2 separate regions of the Mus musculus genome follow, and region 2 is linked to region 1. Evidence: chromatin contacts called from ENCODE Hi-C or POLR2A ChIA-PET data. All regions are on one chromosome and are shown on one strand. Each heading gives the region's core, a stretch centred on a gene start or an enhancer-like site at or near the end of the contact. The rest is flanking DNA. Distances are from core to core; before and after follow the strand shown.

Region 1 (7,925 bases), core at 1,507-4,006:
CCATTGGAGACATTATACCCTCCACAGATCCCTATCACAGTGAGGTACAGGAGTGAGGAAGATCAGGGATGTAGGGGCTGGGGAGTAAGAGTTTGGGATACAGGGGTGTGGCTGAAAGAAGATGATAAAGTTGTACAGCTATCATAACGCCCCAAACAAAAAAGAAACAAACAAACAAAATGAGAATAACATGTTCTACAGTTTTCACTCCAAAACCATTTATCTGCTTATAAAGAGACATAATACACCTGCAGGTCCAAGCAGTGCAACAGTTTCAAGACATTTTGTGTATTTTACTTCTGAGTCTCCCAAACAGCTACAACAGTGAGAAGTGGAGAAACGCTGTCATCCTGTTATAATAAGAAAACTTAAAATCAAGAGGTTATCATCTGTCTTCTAACTCTCTCTCAAAAAATGGCTGGGAAAGAGGAAAGGGGGAAGACAGAAATGGGACTCTAGACTTGCCAGGTTTTCCTCCTAACTCAGAGATTTGGAAGAAGGCAGAGAGCAGAGATGAGAGGCTAGAGCCATGGAGTAAGCTATTCAAGGGTAACAGCAGAAAGAGATGGGAAAGGCAGAGATTGGTAGGGGAAGGGAAATCTTAAGAAGAGAAGAACAGAGTCACACTCAGAACTGGTTTTAGTGTGTTTAAAGTCTTGGGCTTAATATCCTCCATCGTGGAAAAATAACTGTAATGGCACCTTCAGCTTCCCCACCCCACCCCATCCCCCCAACCCCCACCCCCGCGCGCCAAAAACAAAAACCAAGGAAGGCAAAGGGGGAAAGAAGGGAGGCCTGGGACATGACCTTGCCAGCACCCAAGCCCCGCCCGCAGCGTCCACCTAGCAAAGTTGAGAAATTGGGAAAACACTAAGAAAACACTCAACTCAATGACCACATACCTCTGTTCCATTTCTTTCAATATAGGCTTTAATTCATAATGTAGTCAGGGGAGGACACCAGGGAGCTGTTTGAAGGGGATAATGACATTAAACACACTGACCTTGGCTGAACTGAGATGAGACAGTAAAAGCTGTCTTACTCTTGACCCTTGATCATCCCACCCAAATCCTGTCTCTGGGTTTTTTAATTGGTCTGTCCAAGTAGGAATCTATGACTCACTTAGAAAAGAAAAGAAAATCTGAGGCTGTGATTAAAACAATCCTCACTTCGTCTGTTTTCCTGAAGATCCTTTATTAAATGGATTGAGGGTTTGTTTGTTTGTTTGTTTGTTTGTTTGTTTGTTTTAATCCCATTTCGTCTTTACTTGCGTTCTCCCATCGTTCTCTCCTCTCAGAAGAAACCCAAAGTGGCACGCAGCCCACAGTAGTCATAATGAAAGGAACGAGTTCCTCGCAGTCAGTCTGGATGCCCTCCTTCCTCCCCAGAAGCCCCTTCCCAGACCCCATCTGGTCTCCAGAGGCTGGGGTAAACCGCGCGGCTGTAGCCCGCGCTGTAATCATAGGACACCTGATGGGGCGGCGGCAACGCACAATCTGGGAAGAAGGGGGTGAAAGAAGACAAGGCTGGCGCGTCCTCCCCACCTGGAGAGTCCAAGGCTGTGGGGTACAGGAGGCGCACAGGCTCGTTCAAGGTCACGCCGCCGCGAACGCCAGCCACAGGAGGCTTCTTGGTCTGAGGACAGCTCGGGGGTGTTCCAGGGCTCGGGGTATAGTAGGTTCCCCACCATCGCCGGCTGCTCAAAGGGGCCTGACTCCAGCTCCAGGGGTCCCCGTAGGACCGTGGCTCCGGCGGGGAACGGATCGAGAGGGTCCGCGGCCATCAAGACACCCGAATCGTTGCCACTGCCGAAGTCTGGCGCCAGCAACTCAAAGAACTCAACGGCCTCCGCCCCTTTCTCCAGGTCACCCAGACTCACGCCCTGGCCCGATGGGACGCCGCTGGCGCCGCCGCAGCCCACCCGGGATGGTTCAGTGAAGAAGGACGGGGGCAGGTTTCGGGCACGCAGCGGGACCTTCCTGGTGCCGGGAGCCACTGAGCTCACCGCGGTGCCCGCCCCGTCTCCCACAGCGCTTGCTGCTCCGAGGCCCGGGACTGACACCGCCTCCGCACCGCCAGCCGTCTCTGCACCCCCGGGGATGTGGCGCAGAGAGTCGAAAAGAGCAGCCAGGCTCCGGCTCTGCAGGCTGGCGGCAGCTGCAGCCTGGGTCGCCTCCCTCCGCGGGGCGGCCTTACAGTGCGCTGGGGTCGCGACGGTCGGGGCTCCCGGAGGCCGTTTGGCTGGAGCATCTGCAGCGCTCGGGGACGCGGGTCTCGGAGGTGCAGTCCCCATGAGGCCACTGCAGCGCTTAATCTGCTTCTGCAAGTACTTGCGGTGGTTCACTTTCCGCTTAGACTTGCCTGGCTTGTCCAGCGCCAGCTTGATGTTGCTGGACGCCGAGTCTATGAAGCTGAGCAGGTCGCGGGTGGCCTCGCGCACGTCCCCGCCCTCGGACCCCGATAGCAGCGCTCCCGCGGTCGCCCCGCTCTCATCGTCTTCGAAACAGCAGCCTTTGTCCAGACTTCCGAAGGCGCTCACCAGCCCGTCCGCGGAGCCTCCGAAACCGAAGGGTATGAAGGGGTGCGAGCTGAGCAGCGCAGCCTGCACCGCCATCGCTGCGGCTCCCCGGCCGTCCGCAGCGCGGCCCGTGCGCACCCGGCCCGCTCCAGCCCAGGCGAGGCGCTGTCTGCTCGCTCCGACCCAGGCTCACGGCTCAGCCTCCCGGGGGAGCTCATTAGATCTTGTAAGCCAGAGGCGGAGGGAGGGAGTGCAGGGCGACCGCCCCGGTAGCGGAGAGGAGGGGCTTACGTAGCCAGGCTTTGGTAGTGGGTATAAAGGGGGCGGGAAACTTGGGCTTTTCTTGTTTTCCGAGCTTTCTCAGACCTTAACCCTTTCCTTTCCCTGTGCCCCGGGGCATTTGTTTTGACTGGCCTCAATCGCCAGGGGTGAGGAGAAAGCCTGTGTTCCAACCCCAGCTAGGCTTCTGTAAAACCACACCCTGGCCCTGGACACTGTCCCTAAGCGAGTTCACAAATCTGGGTTTCGATTCCAGTTTTGGAAGCAGTGAGGTCCACCATCTACCAGCTCCTGGAATCGCTCTGTACTGGTCATTGCCCATTTAATGACTTTATGCCATTTAATCCTGTCCAACAGCCTCATGAACTACATGTTTTGTTACCATTCAGCAAAAGAAACTAGACTTCTGAGAAGTTCGGAGAATTGGCCATAGCCACATCTAGTACAGTCAGAAAAGAAAGCCATTCCCAAACTGATTAATCTGTATTCTCTTGGCCCTGTCTCTTTGAATCTTCAAACTCTACTTCTGATCCTAAGATTCTGATCAGTTTTCCCAGGACCCTCAAGTCTGATGTTCTTGCTTCTACTGCTGGATTGGTAGAAGTTACTACTAGCTTAAAGTTAAGTCAAAGCCAGCCCTTGGCCCAAAGGTCAAATAAGAAAAAAGTCAGTCTCCCTGAGCCACTTCTTGATGGGAGAGAGTCCCGGGTGTATAGACAGCTCTGGCCTCTTAGGTTTTCTACTTCTGAAGCCACGTAGATTGCCCCCCACGCAGTGCTGCTGTAGTCGAGTGATCACCTGCACGTTTCCTAGGACACTTTCAACCAGACATTCATTCTTCTTGGGGTGGAGAAAATGAACAACGCGGTCCATCGTGAAAGGTCACTGAGAAAAGACTTGGTCTTGGTTTAGTTTAAGCCTATCCAGTAAACAGCCTGGGACTGAAATCCTTGCTCTGTTGGGTACATGGCTTTGGATAGACCATCTCACCATGCTCTGCTTTGGTTAGCTTTTTTACATCACAACACAAGTGAGGCTGCCCACCTCACTGGGCACATAGAGCATTTGCTATGAAAGAAGAGACCCGTGGAGATGGCTGCACTCCTTGATATGTCTTCTCCATCACAGTATTCATGAGGATTAACTGACGCCACAATAGAAAAGCCTCGTGCACACAACAAAGTTCTCTTAGTTATCATGGTGCAGGTCACTGAAGAGGTACCGACCATGTCTTCTAACAGTCTTCTCTTCAAGACCCATTTTCCTGCAGCTATAACAGAACCACATTGGAGCATGCATTCCTACCAAAGAAGACAGGTTTTATTTAAGTGATGGGAATAGGTACTTAAACACATAAAGCTGAGTCAAAATTGTTTTAACTCACATTGGCTCAATTGTCATGTACCTTTCATTCAGATTCAAAGATGTCCAGTATCATTTAGTCACACAGAGTCCAGTAGAGATGCCAAGAGTTTAATGAGAAATGGCCAGAGGGCAACTGTGCAAGATTTCTACACTTGAAATTCTAACAATCATATTTAAAATAAATAAACTATAAATATTAATCTATAAAAATCCCTTTTCACTTCTAGATAGTTGGGCTTCTAACACATCAAAGTTAATTTCCTGATTAATATTTGCTTTGGAAGTTGGAAGAGTCCTTGGGCCAGTCAGTTCATTTTCTGTATCATGTCCATTCCTAATCTGAGAAATGAGAATAGTTATAACTATTCTCGTGGATTTTGAAAAGGTTATTTATATTGCACAGTAGGCAAATGCTACTGGCAAGAATTATTTTTCTCCTACTACAGCAAAGGCTATCTCACCTTGTCTGATATAAAATAGTGGCCCAATGAACTCCTTGTTCTTGACTTGTGCCCAACCCATTCTATTACAACATAGCAAACTACAATATCAGCATCATTTGTCCTTTGTCCCCAGCCAAGTGCCTATTTTCAATTACAAGAAAGCAGCTGTGCTTATGGGTTAGACAAACTTTGAAAGAACAGTGTAAAAGTGCTGAAATTATAGCCAGAGAAAACTGGAGTCCAATTTTGCCTTTATTATCGGACAATACAAAACTTCTTCTGTGGACTCTGACCTATAAAATAAATATAACATGATAGCTATATGTATAAAAAAATATTTCTTTCTCATGATTCATAAAACTGACCCTTATATGCCTATATATGCCCATCCAGTCATTTATTCATTAGGCAGGAAAATGGATGTGCATATACCAGGGATGCAGAGATGAAAAACTATGGATTATACTTTTGCTAATCGAAAGGCAGACATTACACACAAGTCACTATAATATATGACCTTAGTAAACTAAAGGTGCCAGAGATGGGGGGATCATCAAGCTGCACACTGTGCTACAGATGTGTCAAAGTGGAATGGAGGTGGGGGTTGTCTTGGTCTCTTCCCTGCCACTGGATCCCCTTCCCCTCTACTTGGACTGGCTGGAGGGGCTTCAGTGGGAGAAGATGTGTCTAGTCCTGCTGGGCAAGGAGCTCCAGGGTGGGATGGTACTCAAGAAGGGAGTCTCCCCTTCTCTCAGTAGAAGGGGTGGGAGCAATGGGAGGAGAGATTTGTAAGGGTAGGACTAGGAAGGAAGGAGGGAGGGGCCTGTCATCTGGATGTAAAGTGAATAAAAAATAATAAAAAAATTTTTTAAAGTCAAAAAGGGACCATTAAGGCTGCCCAAAGAAGACAAGGCATTTAAAGACAAGGTAGAATTGGAGCAAAGATTTAAATGATGTACCTGAATATTTCAAGCAAATTTGTACTATCTCTCTGAGAGAACAGCCCAGACAAAGGCATGTGTAAGTGAAAGATGTGATGTTTGTGGAAAATAAGTAGTAACTTTTCCTTGGAATTATTTTACTTCTGAAACTAGAGGGCATTTTTAGGAGTTCACCTACCCAGCTATCTGCACCCAGTCTGAATCGTGGCCTCACTGCTTCATCTGCCCCCTTTTTTGGAAGAATCGTATGTGGGATAAAATTGGTTTTAGTTGAGCCACTGGCTCACTCCTGCCAGGCTCTTCAGCCCCTCCTCCTACCCCTGAGTGAGAACATTCTCTTGAGTGGCTTTGACATCAATACATTTCACTTCCTATAGAGCAAAGGGACTCAGCTCCCGCCTGCAACCAGGGGCTCTGCAGATCTCCAAACTAGAGCTCTTTCCTCCTGGTGATGCCTAATGCTGAGCGAGTGGGATTAGTCTCCTTGGGAACCAAGCCCCCTAGGGGCTCAAGAGCTGAACTCACCCCAAACCGTTTGGGAGAATTGAGATTTCATATTGTTCTTTTACACAAGGATTTCAGGACATTATTCGAACAAAAGCCCACCTGAGAGCTGCCTCCTTTTTGTGGGTAAATATAGCAGCAGGATCAAAAGCTGACTTACTTACTTTGTTTTCTTTCTTTTTAACTTTAATCATATTCCCTGCAGGACAATCTTAGCCCTCAGAGATGACAAGAATGCACATTCATAATGGAAGAAATAATTATGCATCTTTTTTCTCTTCCCAAACCAATTTCCTGTCACTGGTTAGTTGGGAAATCTCAGATAAAGCAACTTAATTTCTCACACAATTTGTATCATTACCATAATAATACAATGTTACCTTACAAATATCACACACACATCCCCAATGTGTCTTTTGGCTTGTTTCTCACCTGCTCACTCTATCATCCCTGCAAACCTTCTCCCAACACTACTCAAATTCTGGCTTAAAATATAAAATGTTGATCAAGGGAGATGGCTCCAGGGGTAAAACAGGTCTTACCACCAAGCTTGGATCTGAGTTCTATCCTTAAGACCCACATCATGAAAGGAAAGCACCAGTCCTTGTAAATTTTCTTGTAACCTCTACACAGATGTCATGGCACATATACATACATGCACACACACACACACACACACACACACACACACACACACACACACAAATTGAAAAATACTTTCGCTATCTATCATTATGTAATAGGTCACTCTGAAATTTAGCAGCTAAAAACAATAGGCATGTTATCATAGCTTGAAATGTTCCAGATCAATAATTTGACTAGGAGAAATATCTGGTTTTTAGGACACTGAAAACAGCAGACTTAAAGAATCCAAACTAGCATCATTCATAGGATGTCTCCTCTACCAACCCCATGCTAATGTCTCAGGCATTCTGATCTAAAAAGACTTCTAAGAGGACCCAGAGAAGATGCTCAGAGAGGTTCTTAGGGCATCTGCCAGGTCTCTAGTCCTGGAATCCTCCGGATGTCACTCTCACTATTTTTTACTGGTTAAGCAAGTGATTAAGGCTTAACTTAAGGGATGAAATAGTAACAACCACCCTGCAGTAGAGAAATAACAAAGAATTTGTATATCTCTCTGATGTTTTTCATTGTTGGCAGACACCATCTCCACTTTGTTTGCTTGTTAAAGAAACTGACTTGCTGCCTTGTCAACTGTCTTGCGTCCTATACTTGTCACTGAGGACATCTGTCTCTATGATGTCCTTAGCATGTGCCTTTGGTCTCTACTTACATGGAAAGTAAATGTCCAGTTTTGATGACATTGTGGTCCTTTCTTCTTCCCAAGAGTGTCGCCTCACATACAGTAGTTTTAGATTAACAGTATCAGTATTCTTACCTACAAGTACTACATGCTGGCTTTGCTCTCTTACTTTTTTTGCCTTGCTTTTATTCTCAAAATATCTTCCAAAATTTGATCTCTCTTTTAACTCTGCCCTTTTTGGCTATGCCACCAAATCAAGGCATACATTCATTTGTTTATTTTGCTGAAAAAAAATCAAATCCTTAAGTTTTATTTGAAAATTTATACATAACATATAGCGTGTTTTGGTAAAATCCACCCCTCATTTCCTCTCTCCAACTCTCCCCTTACACACTCCCACCTTACTTTTTCAACTTCTTGCGCTCATATTTTTGCCTAGTTTTAAAGACCAACTTAGTGCTGCCTGTGTGGGTAGTGTTGTGGGACTATGACAGTATGGTTAGGCTTTAGTTAAACCATTAACAACACAAAATAAAAAGGGAATATTAAAAGCTATAAGAAAAAAAGACCAAGTCATTTTTAAAGGCTGGCTCAACAGATCAACATTTGGT
Region 2 (7,925 bases), core at 2,808-5,307, 410 kb after region 1:
ATAGCCCTGGCCGTCCTGGAACTCACTTTGTAGACCAGGCTGGCCTGGAACTCAGAAATCCACCTGCCTCTGCCTCCCAAGTGCTGGGATTAAAGGCGTGCGCCACCATGCCTGGCCGCTTTTTGTTTTTTTGTTTTTTGTTTTTTGTTTTTTGTCCTTTTCTTTTAATTCACTGGAAAGCAATCTGAGAGAAATCAGTGTTTAGTGAGGAAGTTGTGCTACAGGGACCAAGTGAAATTATTTTGACCTAATTCTGTGTTTTGATTGTCTTGAGTTAAGAATTCTCCATGCATATCCATGCATCTGTTTAATTCACTTACCTAACAGGCTTTATTCTTACCTTGGCCTAGACTATTTCCTCTTGAGAGGCTAGTCCTCGAAGAGGGTGAGTGAACCCAGCCTCTCAACATTCCCTACTAGAAAATACGGTGACAACTAAGATGCTTTACCGTGACTCATAATAATTTCAACCTTCGAAACAAATGAAAGGTCAAATCTCACTTTTAAAAATATATGTATGGGTATTTTTTCTGCATGTATTTATGTACACCATGGCACCTTGGTGCCCTCAGAAGCCAGAGAGAACATCAGATCCTCCAGAGCTTGTGTGCTGCCTTGTTGGTGTATACTGTTTTGTGGGTGTTGGAAATTGCATTCTGGCTCTTTGGAAGGGTAGCCAGTTCTTTTAACCACTGAGTCATCTCACCAGCCCCTGAATTTTAGAACTCACTAGCCTAAAACTAATTCACCTAATTTTCAGAAAAATAGATACATAGACACATAGATAAATTGTCTATGTAACTGTTATCTAATGATTTCTTCCAATAGTGAAACATTCCATTGCAGGGAAGCTTTTTAAACAGGAAGGTAAGCAACTTAAAACAGCTTCAGGAAGTCCCTGAAATTGAGCGGATTCACTAAGTCCTTCCCTGCCAGAGTAAGTAAAAGCAACGGATTTTCAGAGGAGACAAGCTGCAAAGAAGACCCTAAAACCATACTAGCTGCCCGGAAGAAACAGAAACCAGCCCAGCTGCCTGGAAGAGGTTTAGACCAACTGAGGCATCTGGAAAGGACACTCTCCAACCTGCAGAACTGCTGCAGGCTGGGAAGTGTGCTTCAAGTTCCCAGGTTTTGTGAGCTGTCACCCATGCGGGAGTGGGCTTTGGTGATGTAGCTGTCTTAGAGTCATTTCTGCTCCTGTAAGTAACCCAATAAATCTCATTGGTTTACCAAGTTGTTGTGGTGGTATCAGTACTTTGGTCTGCTGTGGGCTCCCTATCTGGAGTGAGTAGGTGTGTGAGAGAGCCTTCCTAAGAAAAGTTTTGTCATACAGCAGTAACCAAATCATGTTAAATTTTTTTTTCATTTGACAAAGACAATGAAACAAAACCTAAAACCCAGCATAAGCCACAATAGCCATTTGAGAAACCAACACTACAAATATAAGCACACAAATATATTTTAATATGTCTTTTGTTAACTCATGAAACTTAAATTGTACTTTTGATTTTTGCACACAAAGGAGATAACCTAAGAATATTTTTTAAAAAAAGTACCCAAGGAGCTAAAGGGATCTGCAACCCTATAGGTGGAACAACAATATGGACTAACCAGTAACCCCCAGAGCTTGTGTCTCTAGCTGCATATGTATCAGAAGATGGCCTAGTTGGCCATCAGTGGAAAGAGAGGTCCATTGGTTGTGCAAACTGTATATGCCTCAGTACAGGGGAATGCCAGGGCCAAGAAGTGGGAGTGGGTGGGTAGGGGAGTGGGGGGGATGGTATGGGGGACTTTTGGGATAGCATTGGAAATGTAAATGAGGAAAATACCTAATTAAAAAAAAGAATCGGATTTGGAAACTGAAAAAAGATATGATATGGACTTATTAAAGATGTAGCTTGGCAGTAATATACTTGCCCGGATGTATGCCACCCTGGATTTGATGTCCAGTATTGAAGAGATAGAGAGGAGGGAGGGAGGAGGGAGGCATGGGAGAGGGAGAGGGAAAGAGAATGAGGACAAGAGAGAGAATATGAATATATCTACCAAACTGAGGAATTATTTTTTAAAAAACAAAATCTAAAAGTAGTACTGGGCACTGTGTTACAAGCCTTTAATCCCAGCAGAGGCAGGCAAAATGCTGTGAGTTTGAGGCTAGCTTACTCTACCCAGAGAGTTCCAGGTTAGCCAGGGACACAGTGAGACACTTTCTCAAACCAAACCAAACCATCCCCAAATTTTCACATTCAAAGGAAACCCCAACTCCTCAAACTCCAAAAGGCAGTTTAAATATCCAGAAATGGGCTCAGTCTGGATTGTAGGAGGATTTCTGGCAGTTATATAAAAGTCAGCACTCCTCAGGAACTTGTGAAACCAATTCCCCTCTGTCCAAAAGACATATGTGGTTACGTTGGTGCCTATCAGGATATCAAAGCACACAAATGCTGGCATTCAGGCTCCCTGGTACCACAAATACCTGTTACAGTCTTCAAAGTGCATGCTAGCATCCTAGCCCTTTTCTCCTCCTCAGGTACCCTAACCTCCCTCCAGCCCACAGGCTTCCATTCTGCCAGCTCCTCATTCTTTATAACCCTGCTATTCTTGCTGGTTTTTTTTTTTTTTTCTCTTCCTCTGCTCTGCTTTTCCTTCTCTTACCATCTTTGTCGTCTATCCGCCGCTATTCTCCCTTCTCTCAAAGACATCCATGGCCATGGTCTGATGGTCGTGTTCGGTTTATCTTTTTCTCTGCTCTGGATTCTCCAGATGCCATGGCAGTTCTTTCTTTATATCTACAATAAAAGCCTTCCCTTTAACCATAGCATGGAGTGGACGTGTCATCAGTTTGTGTGTGTATGTGTGTGTGCGAACTATCCCTCCACTGTGCTTCATAGTTCACTAAGGCTCTGACAAACTATTTGTTTTGTGTATCTTAAAAACCAGATTATAGAAATCTAAGGTATTTTTCCATATATCTCAGATGTATTTTTTTTTTTTTAAACAAGGTCTCTGTACGTAGCCTTGGCTGTCCTGGAACTCACTCTGTAGATCAGGCTGTCCTTGAAATCAGTGATCTCCGTTCTGTCTCTTTAGTGCTGGGATTAAGTGTTATGTTTTTTTGAGATAGGGACTCGTTAAGTAGCCCTGGCTGGACTGGAACTTGACATTTAGACTTGACAGGTCTCGACTCCAAGAGATCCACCTTCCTCTGCCTCCTGAGGGCTGAGGTTCAAGGCCTGAGCCATCAAGTATGGCTCAGATATTGTATTTATTCTAAGGCCATTTGGAAATGTAGCAGATTGAAGAGGTGAGTGCTATTAGGTTATTGTGAATACCCTTCCAGAAATGTGACTTCTTCAAAAGATCTCCAGCTCCTCTGGGAAAGCTTTTCTCACATAGCACCTCCTAATAAAAGCATTTTCCTGGGGACTCAACTCCTGCAAGCCTGTCTAGGTGCTTTTATGAGTGTGGCAGTTAGCAGGAGTTACTCCAGTCTGGATTCCGGGTAGGGCAGGCGTCTCCGCCTTAATGCCTGAGGGACAGCTGGCTCAGCGAGCCCCGCCCAGGCTCCCGGGAGCACCTGAGACGGGGCGACTGGCCTTGACTGGAGGCTTTCGCTCTTCCAGCTCATGCCAACCCCCGCCCGCACCCAGGAGGCAAGCGGGAGGAGGATGGTTGATGGAGTCGCCCAGTGGTTGGAGGAGTGCATAGGAAGGGGCCTGGTGCAGCTTTCATAAACTGGTTGGGCCGGTCCTCTGGAGCCTCCGTCCTCTACTGGCTTCCCTGGATGGGTTGTTATGGTAACAAATGACCGAACAGTCCCTTACGAATTGGCCAATGAGAGCCGACCGTCCTTTGCACCGCGTCTCCGAGCCGGAGGTGTTGCGAAAGCCGAGACTCGACCGAGGAAGAAGGCGGTGCTTGGACGTATTGCGGAAGGGCCGGGGGCGGGGCCTGTGACACGCGCGGGCCAGCCAATCCCGCCTGGTGTTTCCAACGGCCCCGCCCCTTACCGCACATTTCCCCTCCCCTAGTTCATTTCGCACGACGCAGCGGTTGGGAACACAGACATTTTCGGAGCTGGAGCCGCCACTGCCGCCGCCATTTTGTGTCTGTGGAGAAAGAAGCCCCGGCGGCGGCTGGAAGCGGACGGAGATTCCCCGTGAGGCTGCGGCGTTTCTTCCCCGAGGTTCCCCCTGGGTCGTCCCCCATCCCCCCTCCGTGGTCAGCATGTGGTGAAGCCGCAGCCGCCGGAGACCCGGGGAGCGAGGCCGAGGCGTCGGAAGGGAGGCGGGGTGTCGAGCGGCTTCAGCTTCGGCGGCGGCGGACCTCGGAGGGGGGCCGCGGCGCAATGTCAGAGCAGACGCCGGCGGAGGCCGGGGCTGCGGGGGCCCGGGAGGACGCCTGTCGGGATTATCAGTCGTCGCTGGAAGACCTGACCTTCAATAGCAAACCGCACATCAATATGCTGACCATTCTAGCCGAGGAGAACCTGCCCTTCGCCAAGGAGATCGTCTCTCTCATCGAGGCCCAAACCGCCAAGGTTTTTATACACCCCGCAGCCTCCTATTCTTCTAATACTCCTTGATTTTAGTGTCAGCCTCATCCCAGGTCTCGCTTCCATCCGAAGGGGGACGGAGTTCCTCCTCTCCAACCCCCCACCCCCGACTCGGGCTTGGTCTTTGGCCCCGGCTGGGAGCGTGGGCCTCTTTCGGGAGGGAGCGGGGAGGATGCAGGGTGGAGCCCCATTTCCGCTTACCAACTCCCTATTTAGGCCACCTCTGACTACGTCCCCACGCTCCACGCATCGGGGACAGCCTTTCGGATGGGGGAAATACTTAGAGGCAGTTGGTGTTTGGGGAGCGAAAGAGTTAAAAAACAAACCATCTTAAGCCCTTGGGAAGGTGGGGAGGGGCTTTCCCTCAGTGTCCTTTTTGGGGAATTGTGCTCTGTGGGTTGGAAGGAGGTGAAGGGGGACCTGGGAGCGAGCTGTCGGTGGGTTGGGTATAGGGAATTGGCCCCGAGTGGAGCAGCGGCCTGTTAGCTCAACATGGCGCCTGCAAAGCACATGATGCGAAAGGGAAGAGAGGAGAGAACCCATTCCCTGCCAGCCAGGCAGCTGCTCTCACCCGTCAGCCCCATTTTGGGGTGGGGGCTGTTGGATCAAACTTTTATTCTCCTCTCGGAGGGTCTGATTTTGCCCCAATGGTAGGAAAATTGGGCTGAGGATGGGGTTTGGGTGTGTGGGGGAGGTCTTATCCAACCTGTAGGTGGAGAATTGGCCCAGTGGGTAACAAATACTTGGAAGTTTCTTTGAAAAATTCAGTCCCTCCTTTTCCTATTCTCGTTTTCTCCCTTCCCTGATAGTGAAGGCTTGCTTTTCTTCACCCCTTGAGCGAAGTGGTCCTTTGCTACCTTCTGTTTTCCCTCTGGTCTTGCTCTTCTGTGGATTCATGTGGGAGCGATATGTTATTTAAGTAAAGTTACTGTTAAACTTAGTTTATATTGAGTCTTAACCGTTTCCCAATTAATACGTTTTAAGTTACTTTTCAAGCTTGTACTTAAGGTTTAGTTTTTTTTCTCTAGTTGTTAGTGATTGCAATTATCAGGATGAGCCTCCTTTTAGCAGAGTGAACCCCTTTTAAAAGGCCACTTTAACAACAACCACCAATATGTTGTTTAGAGACGGTTTCTGTCTAGTGTACAACTGAGTGGTCTGACTCTAATAAATGGTTTTGAAATGTGTGACTGGTATTATAAAATTTGTGAATAAAACATATAAAATATGTATTTGTCTTTTTTATTTACCTTTGTAAGGTGTAGAATCTGTTTCCAAGAATTTTTACTTTTGTGGTTGTGTGTTTTAAACAAAAGTCTTTAAGTGACTTGGGTTCATTCTTCTTTAGGTCCATCCACTCTTTTGGGTAAATCAGTTCACAAGATACACGGTTTCACGTGGTCCTTTCAAATCTTAATTTAAAGAGGGGGAAAAGGTTTTTTTTTTTTCTTTAAGGGCCCAGCAAATTTATCGTGTTCATTTTTGACAGCTAAAACAAGTCTTCACCTTTTCCTGTCGAATGCCTGTGAAGCAGCTGGTTTTTAAAAGTAGTATGAGGTTTAAGAAGGAAGTGCTCCTCATACCCAACTTTTTGTTGATAACTACATACATGTTGGCAGAGAAAATATACCTTTTTTTTCCTTGTTGAAGACTTAACATTAAATACCTTTAAAAAAAGAACAGCACTTGGATTTATAAGAACAAAAGTTTTCATACTATATTTTGGGTTTTGGTATTCACAGCACTTAATATTTAGCAGCTCAGATTGCATTCAAAGGAGACAGCTTCTTGCTGGTTTTAAAATGGACCTACAAGACCTTGGAGAACTGAAAACTTTATGCATTATGTATTTGTGTGTTTTGTTACACAAAGTGGTGAAAATAGGTGGACTACTTTTTCAAGTCAGTTCAAAGTTTTTGAGCACATGTTTCCTGGTTATTTTTGTAAAGCCAGACTAAGTGGCAGATGTAAAAGCCCCTGTGGGGAAAGACTCGTAACCTGGGCCGGGGTGAGGGGAGGGCTCGACATTACTTGGTAGCAACTGGCTTGGTTTAATGCTTCTGGGAGTATATGTTTGTGTCCTTACTCTTTAGCATCTCAGCAATACTAAACTAATGGACTCACACCTAATTTCAGTCTTCTCATAACAGTAGGAAAAGGGATATTACATGGAAGGACTTCACTTGTACAATAAAACAGTAGCCTATTGAACAGATTGTGGTGGTAAAAGAGCCTATTTAAGTGCAATGATTTCTTAAATGGTATAAAACAAGACATAAGGTGAAGACACAGCAAAAAAACATTTGACATGTTGGTACTTAATAGTTTGCCCCCACACAGTGGCTTTGTGAACCCTTTACTAGCACATAAGTTTTTTTTTTTTTATACAGAATTACTCAAACATTTCTTTAGTCAACTTCGGTTGTAAGGGTGATAACAGAAGCAAGAGCATTTCCACACACTTGTTAGGGCAATTTGCTTTATGAAGTATGGCATTGCATACCCCAGAAGTGTGAGCTTGCCCTAGCTACAGGTAGCTCTGGGTAAGTGTTTAGTTAGATTCATGTACACATGGGGTGGGTAATTGGGGGTTCACCTAAGTTTTGTGTCCTTAAATCCTGGGTACTCCTGTGGAGTCAGTTAACAGCTTGTATGGCATGTGTGTTAGTGCTCCTCAACAAGTCTGTGAACCTGCTGATGCTTTCTGGAAGCTTGCTGTTCCTTGCTGTAAAAGCCAGTGGTGGGTAGGCTCTGCAGTTCAACTGGGGCAACCTTACCCTGGAAGGGCTGCTACCTTTATCAGCATCACCACACTGGCTCAGCACAAATTTAGACTCCTTGGTTTGTGCATGTAAGAGGAGAACTCTTTCGACGACAGTCCATGCTGTGAAGAAAATCTTCAGGACATCCAGGTTTCCAGTCCAGTTGAACCTGACTTACATGACTCAGCGGCTCCTCTATCCAGTTTTTCTTGTATCAGTAACAAGCTTGCACTTCTGCATGTTTGTGTGCAAGGTTTAAACGTCTTGCCGTTGACTTCGTATGTGAAGTGTGTTTAAGTTCATTATTTGGATTGTAGAAAAGTAATCTTGATTTTATAGGTAACAACAAAGCGTTATAGACTTTAACATATAAAATTATCCAGTGAAACCAGGGCATCTATCAGAGTATTTGGTTGATTCAAGGTACAACATAAACACAGATCCCCAAGCTGACACTTGGATTACAGAAAATATTTTTCCCTCTCCTTTTATTGCCACTTTGAACACTACCAAGTACACACAAATTTATGTTAAGTAGAGATAATGGTTTTTCCTCTTGATAGTTCTGAGTTTTTTTTTTTTTTTTTTTTTTATGCACAACTAAAACA

What was found. Hi-C counts contacts between places; a loop is a spot of excess contacts on that map. ChIA-PET counts read pairs that join two places held with the same protein, here RNA polymerase II (POLR2A).
Region 2: a loop to region 1 is called in a map of heart, with 4 times the contacts of the local background. The contact joins the promoter of Pcf11 here to the promoter of Fam181b in region 1. A Hi-C loop is called at or near these places in 1 of 37 maps with a recorded cell type or tissue (heart). POLR2A ChIA-PET finds 5 or more read pairs at or near these places in 1 of 5 experiments (embryonic stem cell).

Annotation. Positions count from the first base shown.
Region 1 is chr7:93,074,710-93,082,634 of GRCm38, reverse strand. It overlaps Fam181b (family with sequence similarity 181, member B), which reads right to left and starts at 2,756. Exons shown (of 2, transcript NM_021427.2): 1 at 1,650-2,756; 2 at 913-1,648. The coding sequence starts at 2,614. The coding sequence ends at 1,360.
Region 2 is chr7:92,666,044-92,673,968 of GRCm38, reverse strand. It overlaps Pcf11 (PCF11 cleavage and polyadenylation factor subunit), which reads left to right and starts at 4,057. Exons shown (of 16, transcript NM_029078.3): 1 at 4,057-4,540. The coding sequence starts at 4,349.